Regions from separate parts of the Homo sapiens genome. Here region 1 is linked to region 2. Evidence: chromatin loops called from intact Hi-C (ENCODE). Cell type or tissue: B cell. All regions are shown on one strand. Links, peaks and the distances in the headings refer to the core of each region. The heading gives the core; the rest is flanking DNA.

What was found. Peaks named below come from ENCODE experiments on the same cell type or tissue, not always from the same donor. Only the 100,000 strongest peaks of a DNase experiment are listed, where the experiment ranks them.
Region 1: it touches region 2 in a loop (4-fold over the local background); 1 of 110 quality-filtered maps calls a loop at or near these places.

Annotation. Positions count from the first base shown.
Region 1 is chr11:100,610,453-100,614,856 of GRCh38, forward strand. No RefSeq gene overlaps it. Among named protein-coding and RNA genes, the nearest start is that of ARHGAP42, 75 kb to the right of the region's middle. In B cell, for the core only: no CTCF peak of the experiment used is centred there; a DNase peak (open chromatin) is centred at 2,539; H3K4me3 peaks cover 680 bases; H3K27ac peaks cover 990 bases.
Region 2 is chr11:100,680,581-100,684,984 of GRCh38, forward strand. ARHGAP42-AS1 (ARHGAP42 antisense RNA 1) reads right to left here. Exons shown (of 2, transcript NR_133571.1): 2 at 3,581-4,404. LOC124902736 (a long non-coding RNA gene) reads left to right here. Exons shown (of 3, transcript XR_007062860.1): 3 at 1-1,330. Among named protein-coding and RNA genes, the nearest start is that of ARHGAP42, 4.5 kb to the right of the region's middle. In B cell, for the core only: a CTCF peak has its summit at 1,880 (motif pointing right); DNase peaks (open chromatin) are centred at 681 and 1,861; H3K4me3 peaks cover 926 bases; H3K27ac peaks cover 2,297 bases.

The sequences.
Region 1 (4,404 bases), core at 187-4,186, 70 kb before region 2:
ATTTTAAAAGAACAAAATGGAAATTGTAAAGGTAACAAATACCGTAATACAGTTAAAAAATCACACACACAATAGATGAGCTCAACAGCATAATGGAGAGGAAATGAAAATCAGTGAAATTAAAGATAAAACAACAGAAATTGTCCAATGTAAAAAAAAAAAAAACAGAAAGAAAATGAGCTGAAAAATAAATAATAAGAACCTCAGAAATGTGTGGGACTATAAGAAAAGATTTAACATTTATGTCATCAAGTTCAAGAAAAAGAAGAGAAAGAAAGTAGTGCTAAAAAAGTATTCAAAGAAATAATGACAAAAATTTTTCCAAATTTGGCAAGAGACATAAACCTACAGATTCAAGAGGCTGAACAAATCTCATATAGAATCAAACCTAAGTAAATCCATTCCAAAATACATCAAAGTCAATCTTCTGAAAACTAAAATCAAATAAATAAATAAATGAATAAATAAAAACTTTGAAAGCAGAAAAAGAGAAACAATGCATCATAACATAAGGGGATACGGGGAAAACATTCTAGTGAATGTTTTCACTAGTAACCATGGGTCCCTGAAAGCTATGTCACAGCAGTTTTTTAAGTGCTGAAAGAAAAGGACTGGCAACCTAGAATTCTATATCTAATTCAACTATCTCTTAAAAATGAAAGAAAAATCAGGGCATTCTCAGATGAAAGAAAACTCTCTTTGTCACCAGCAGAACTATCCTAAATGAACATCCTAAGGAAGTTCTCTAAACAGAAACAAAGGTATAAAAGTAAGAATCTTAGAATATCAAGAAAGGAAAAAGAACACACAAAAAGCAAAAATATGGGTAAATTCAATATACTCTCATTATCTTCGGGAGTTTTTGACATTATGTGTGATATTTGAAACAAAAAATATAACAGTTACTACCAAAATATTTAAGACTATTATATTAAAGGATTGAGGGAATAAGAATAAAAGTATGATTTCTATACTTTAAAATTGGTAAAATGCCAACACTGGTAGACTTGGCTAAGTTATGTTTGTATAACATAATACCCAGAGAAAGAACTAAAATGATATACAATAAGATACATTCTAAACACCATAGGTCAATCAAAATGGAATTCTAAAAACAATGTTCAAGTAGCCCACAGGAAGATGGAAACAAAAGTAAACAGAGGAACAAAAACTGGAAAGAACAAACGGAAAATAAAAATAAAATGGGAGATCTGCATTGAACATATCAATAACTACATTAAACATAAATAGTCTAAATAGGCCAATTAAAAGAAATTGGGAAAGTGGATAAGAATAACATGACACAATTACAAACTGTCTACAAAAGTTACTTCATATAATTATATATATATATATATATATATATATATATATATATATATATATATATATGGGTTGAAAGTTAAGAATGGAAAATGATATACTATGCCAACATTAACCAAAAAAAATCAGGAGTGGCTATACTAATATCAGATAAAGTATATTTCAAAGCAAAGGAAATTACCAAAAACAGAGATATTGCCTAATGATAAAAGAGTCAATACATCAAGAAGACATAGCAATCCTGAATGTGTATGCACCAAATGGCACAGTGGTAAAATATGTAAAGCAAACACTGATACAACTGAAAGAAATAGAAAAATCACAATTATAGTTAGGGACTTCAACACCCCTCACTCAACAACTTATAGAAAAACTAGACAGAATCAACAAGGATATAGAAATACTCAACAATGCCATCAGCTAACAGGATCTAATGTGTTGTTGCTGCACCCAACAAAAGCAAACACGTTCTTTTCAAGCACCCATTGTAACACGCACCAAAACGGACCGTATCTGTGATACAATACTTATTTATGTGTCTGTCTCCTCTGTAAGACAGAACTTTTTAAGGGCACATATTCCAGTTTACCCATCAGTGTATCTCCAGAGGCAAAAGTATACCTATATATAGGAGTCACTGAATAATACTTTAATAAACCAGTTTAATGAACAGTGTATTTAATAAGTTGCAGAAAAGAATAAACTATGAAGCTATCCTATAATCTTTAATTTTTAAAACATCCAAGCAAAGTGTTAAAGGATTAAAAAACTTTGATTCTGGATAACAATAAACATTATTTATTTTCTGTTATCAAAATATTTTTAGTACTTACATAGCAAGAAAACTTCAATTTTATTTAAACTTTATTCCCAAAAGAATATTCCTTGTAATTCACCTTCCAGTATAGCTAGATAAGTCTCTATTACATTGAGTCTCCTGCAGATACCAACTTTAAACTCTGCACAAAATACAAAACAAAACAAAAAAGACAAAAAGTTCCCTCAAGTTACTAGAGAGTAACGAAAAGAAAGAGGGAAGTCAACATTTGGATAAAGGAAAAGGAAACTTCAGGAACATGTTTTCTGTTTTTATGGCTTTTAGCCTGAGGCTGCAGGCAGGCAATGCCTAGTGGAATTGCTAAAACTTTTTATAGAAAGCCTATATATGGTCCTTCTAAACTGAAGAAGAGGAAGTTTGAGAAACTATAGCAACTGCAAAGTGAGGGGGAATTCCAGAAAAGAGAAGTACTAGAGAAGAACTTCGGCTTTTGTGTATAAACTATGCCCAAATCTCTGGCTGACTCCAGAACCATGCAACCAAAAAAACTGCAGCAAGGGATCAGAGAACAGAATTGAGATTTGAACTTGCACCTGAGAAAAATTTTTAGTGTTAGTTCAAACAAGTTAAGTGTTGGCTTAAACAAAATAACTAATATTCTTCAGAAGAATGTAACAGAATCTAATCACTTCATAACCTTTTGGCTAATATCAAGTGTAGAAGAATATAACAGAATCCAGAATTTTCACAACATAATGTTCAAAATGTCCAGAATATAATACAAATATACTCCATATACAAGGAACCAGGAAAATAGGACTCTTTCTCAACAGAAAAGACAATCAACAGAGACCAACCCCAAGATAATCTAGGTGTTGGAATTAGTAGACAAAGATTTTATAGCCACTGTTATAACTCTGCTCAATGACATAAAAGAAAATATGCTCGTGATGAATAAGAAAACAAAAAATCTCAGCAGAGAAAATGCAATATCTGAAAAATGCAATATCTATAAATAAATAAAGAAAGAATGCAATATCTGAAAAAAATACTAGGTGAGATAAAAGCAAAATGGAAATATAGAGGAAAGAGTCAATGAACTTGAAGATAGATAAATGGAAATTATCCAATCTGAATAAGAGACAGAAATGAGATTGAAATGAAATGAACAGGAATATGTGGGAAAATAGCAAAGGGTCTAACATACAAGTAACTGAAGCCCCAAAAGAAGAGGAGAGGAACAAATGACTAAAAAATTTTCAGCCTGTAATCCCAGTACTGCCCGTAATCCCGGTACTTTGGGAGGCTGAGGCAGGCAGATCACTTGAGGCCAGGAGTTAGAGACCAGCCTGGCCAACATGACAAAACAATGTCTCTACTAAACATATAAAAATTAGCTGGGCATGATGGCACACACCTGTAGTCCCAGCTTTTCAGGAGCCTGAGGCACAAGAATTTCTTGAAACCAGGAGGCAGAGGTTGCAGTGAGCCAAGATCACATAAGTGCACTCCAGTCTGGGAGACAGAGTGAGACTCTGTCTCAAAAAATAAATAAATAAATTTGGTAAATGATAATGATATACATTTATAGATTCAGGAAGAATGTAACCTCTAAAAAATATATGTAAAAAAAAAATTAGTAAAGTCTTCTTGGACAAATGCCTAAATGCAGATCTCAGACAAGGAATGTACGGTATGGACCTGGAATGTTTTGTTTCATTGGAAACCAAGAAAGCTATCAAGTAGAATAAATGCAAAGAAAACCAAATGCTCAGGCACATCATAGTCAAACTGATAAAAAAAAAAACATTAAAATAAACAATAAAGAGAATATCATGAACACATCTAGAAATTACATTTTGGGGACAAGAATTTGAATATCTATTAATTTCTCATCAGAGACAATGGAGACCCAAAGACAATAAAACAAAATCTTTCAGTGCTGGAAAAATAACTGAAAACACTGTCGTGATGTTAGCCAAGAAAAATCGATTATTTATGTTATCAACACAGTATCACCCATATAAATGACATGGTATTTCTAATATTTCTTTTCATAAATTTTCAGATCTCACATCACAGAAATATACAAGTGAAAATCTGACACACTTTTAGGAGCATAGGCATTTTTGTAGCATTTCTCCACATCATTCAAAACTGCCTGAGCTACAGCTTCCAAATACATATGTTCCTATTATTGCCAACAATTTAAAGTTTAATATCACCAGATGTGGTGGCTCACACTTGTAATCCCAGTACTTTGGGAGGCTGAGGCAGGAGGATCCCTAGAGGCCAGGAGTTCA
Region 2 (4,404 bases), core at 204-4,203:
GCTTAGGGTCTAAACGCAAAAAATGTAAATGTGGAAAAAGAGCTATATAAAAGTAGGCTGGATGTGGTGGCTCACGCCTGTAATCCCAGCACTTTGGGAGGCCGAGGTGGATGGATCACGAGGTCAGGAGTTGGAGACTAGCCTGGCCAACATAGTGAAACCCCATCTCTACTAAAAATACAAAAAATTAGTCAGGTGTGGTGGCGGGTGCCCGTAATCTCAGCTACTCGGGAGGCGGAGGCAGGAAAATCGCTTGATCCCGGGAGGCGGAGGCTGCAGTAAGCAGAGATCGTGCCATAGCACTCCAGCCAAGGCGACAGTGTGAGACTCCGTCTCAAAAAATATATATATATATACATATATATATATAATGCGTATGATGTGTCCCAACGTATTCACTGTGGTGTGGTCTTGGAGTTAGAGACTTTGCTGTTCATCCTGGGGCAAGTTGTCTGGGTGTTTTTGTTGGCTTTTTGTGGTTCTTGGTTTTTGTTTTCGCATTTTGGGGCTTCAACAATCTCATCCTCATTATAAAATTCCTACCTCCAGGGTTAGTGTGAGGATTTGTAGGCCTCGTGGGACATGGACAGCGTGGTTGCTCAGTAAACATTTGCTTCCTTTCTGTGTGGTCAGTGGCTGCTTTGAAATCCAGCGGAGGCCACGCCCATGAGGGTTTCAGTGAGAGGTAAGAGAGGAACAGCACTTCCTCTTCTAATGCAGCTGCAAGCCTCTGAGCACACATGGGTGGAGTGTCAACAGCACTCTAGCTGTAATTGATTGTCATTATTGGTCGGAGGAGATTTCTTGTTCTAACTTTGAGTCATAGAGGTATAAAAATGTCTCGTGTCTAGAGCTTAAAATAACCCAAGTGAAACAATAGATGTTATTTCATTATTAGCATAGGACAGTGTCCGGCACATGGTAAGGGTTTAATAAATGATAGTCATTATCGTTATCACTATCATCCTTAATTTTATACTTGGGAAAGGTGTAAAGCCTAAAAGTTAAATTATCCTAAGTCACACAGCTCATAAATGGCCTTTGGCTGGCCATTTGATTAATATTGCTGCTATAATTTATTAGATTGAAAATTTGATTAGGGCTGGATTGAGGTAAATTTACTCAAAATTACTGTTGTATTTCCAGCATCTACAGCAGCACAGAAATATAACAGATACTTATGAATATTTGTTGAATGTGTGTGTGTGTGTGTGTGTGTGTGTGTGTGTGTGTGTGTGTGTGTGTTTAGCATGGCCTTTTTACCAAGGTAGACCTGGATTGAAATCCCAACTCCAGTACCTTCCAGATATTATACATAAATTTAGGAAAGTTAATCACTTTTCAGTTATAACTTTCCCACTTGTTAAAAATGAAGCTAATCAGGCTGGGCACGGTGGCACATGCCTGTAATCCCAGCACTTTGGGAGGCCGAAGCGGGCAGATCACCTGAGGTCAGGAGTTCGAGACCAGCCTGGCCAACACGGTGAAACCCCATCTCTACTAAAAATACAAAAATTAGCCAGGCATGGTGGCACGTGCCTGTAATCCCAGCTACTCGGGAGGCTGAGGCAGAAGAATCATTTGAACCTGGGAGGCGGAGGTTGCAGTGAACCGAGATGGCGCCATTGCACTCCGGCCTATGGTACAAGAGCGAAACTCCATCTCAAAATAAAGAAATAAATAAAACTTTAAAAGTGGGGCTAATCAGATTTAATACCTATTTCACATGCTTGTGGATAAGCTTAGATGGGGCAATACATGCAAAAACTATCATGCCCAGTATTGGTGGAGGCTGCTTCTTTTCATTTTGTCTCCTTTTCCTGTGCTCTTTATGAAGTTTTCTGTCAGAGTTAGCAAACATCATGATTTGCCACAAGAGGGCAATACTAAATTGAAATCAAAATCTGTGCTAAAAAATGTCTTTTCCTAAATTAAGTGATTACCTCTCTCCCTCTCCTTTTTCCTTCTCCCCACCCCTCATAAATGTAGTTAGTTGTTGAGTATTTCTTGCTTAGACTTCTGTTCTTTTCCTTCAACCCATTCATCCGAAATCTGTCATCATAATAAAATCTAGATTTGGCAGGGACTTTAGAAGTTATATTGTGCAGTGGCTCACACCTGTAATCCTAGCACTTTGGGAGGCTGAGGTGGGAGGATTGCTTGAGTTTAGGAGTTCAAGACCAGCCTGGGCAACATAGCCAGACACCATCTCTTAGAAAAAAGGAGTCATATTGTCACATAGAACAAATTCCACTCTCTGCAGCTATTCTTCCCCTCTAGTTGACCTTGACTTCTGCTTCTGTGTCCCCCTCCGTTAAGCTAACACAACAGCCCTGAGTGTTTGTGCTGCACTTTTCTTTCTGAGAAAGTGCCTCTTAATTATTCTAACTTTACCTCAAACTCAGCATAGGAGACTCAACCTAAAATGTATATTTCTTCTAAAAAAAATAACACTTCTGAGTTGTATAGGCTTAAATCTCAGAGTTATGTTGGATTCTACCTCATCCACAAAAATCACACTATATTTCCTTCCTTTATTTAATCTGCTTACTGCCCATCTGTTGCCCAATCTCATGTGTACTTACCCCGTCTAAATTCTCTTTTCTCATCTCTCAGTCATTTGACTTTTTGGTCTTCCAACCATTGCTCTTTAGTCCATCTATTGGATAATGAGCTCTTGGAATCCATAGACTCATACAATGTGGGCTATGTTCTGTACTCTTCCTGTGAGAGACTCCCATTTCCTACCCCCAGACAAAGCGAAGTTTCTTTTTCAACCCGGACTACATTTAGCATTTGTCTGTGCTTCATGACAACCATGGAGAGGAAGCAGGGAGAGCTGTATGCATTTGAGAGGGGCTCTACAATTTGTGAGAGCATTTTTTTTAAACTGGAAAAGACAATGTTACTAAGTCACATAGGCTCCTGTCACTAATGATGTGTACATTTGCCCATCAGAAATGCAGTGTCATACACCAACTAATTTTTTGAGAAATAGTGATGTTAAGAGCATTGTGTGTGACAATAATAATACTTCTAATAAGGCAGAATAAAAAGATCTCGCCCTCTAAGGGCTTAATCTGAACTTCATTTTTTGGCTGTCAGAAGAGTATTTTAGAAAATTAAGTCAAAAATTAAGTAGGTTCAAATGCTTGTTTCTTTTTGTTTATTTGTTTTGGGTTTTTTAAAATTTTTATCTGTTTAAGATGACAGAGTCTCGTTCCATTGCCCAGGCTGGAGTGCAGTGGCACAACCTTGGCTCACTGCAACCTCTGCCTCCTGGCTTCAAACAATTCTCGTGCCTCAGCCTCCCTAGTACCTGCTGGGATTACAGGTGCACACCACCACACCCAGCTAATTTTTCTATTTTTAGTAGAGATGGGGTTTAATCATGTTGGCCAGGCTGGTCTCGAACTCCAGGTGAAATGCCCACCTGGGCCTCCTAAAGTGCTGAGATTACAGGCTGAGCTACCAGGCCTGGCTCCTCATATGGGTTTTAAATGTATATCTAATTCTTATTTCTTCTTTGCTTCTCTTTTTGATGACTGAATCATCTAAGTGAAATAAGACAGACACATTGTGCAAATATTGTATAATTTCATTTATATGAGATACCTACATTGTCAAATTCATAGAGACAGAAAGTACAATGGTTACCAGGAGCTGGGAGGAGGGGAAACCAAGAAGAAACACTTGGTTTCTGTTTAGTCATCTCTTACCAGGCTTGAACTTAACCTCAGATCAGCTGAGTCTGGGTGGTCTAAATCTACATAATTAATTGAAAAGTAATAATAGCTTGACAATAACACTTACTGAGTACATACGAAGTGCCAGGCTTAAGTGTCAGACATGATCTACGTCAAGAAACAGTTTTAGGCAGATTTACAAATGCCATATTAGTTTACTATCCTCTACTATCTATTTGCTCTCAAAAGCAAGTAAACAAAGCCCACATATCCCATTCCAGAATCAGGAAAACAAAGAGACATTTCTCTGTGCCAAAGAGCCTGTCAGCCAATAATATTTGCGAAGCTTACCACGCAGCTTACGGTGTCATGTGTTATGAAGTGGAAATTTCTGGACAGGCTATATTTCAATCCATTACATTTGTTTATGAAAACAGGCTTGCAGGTATTGCTGATCTTTTATATAGAAAGTCTATTCTCTAGGAAAGAATCTGGTTCAGTTAATTATGATGGAGAGAATCATGCATGGAAACAACAGTTCAAAACCGACAGTAAACCCACCTCAAAGCAAAAGCATTTCTGGTTTTTCTCAAGTAGCTGTGTTAATGTGGCATAAGAGAAAGCCTGACTAGCAGGTATAATTAAAGTATGAATCATAGGAATAAGCATGAGTAACTATGAAAACACCTACAAGAAATAAGCCCATTATAACATGATA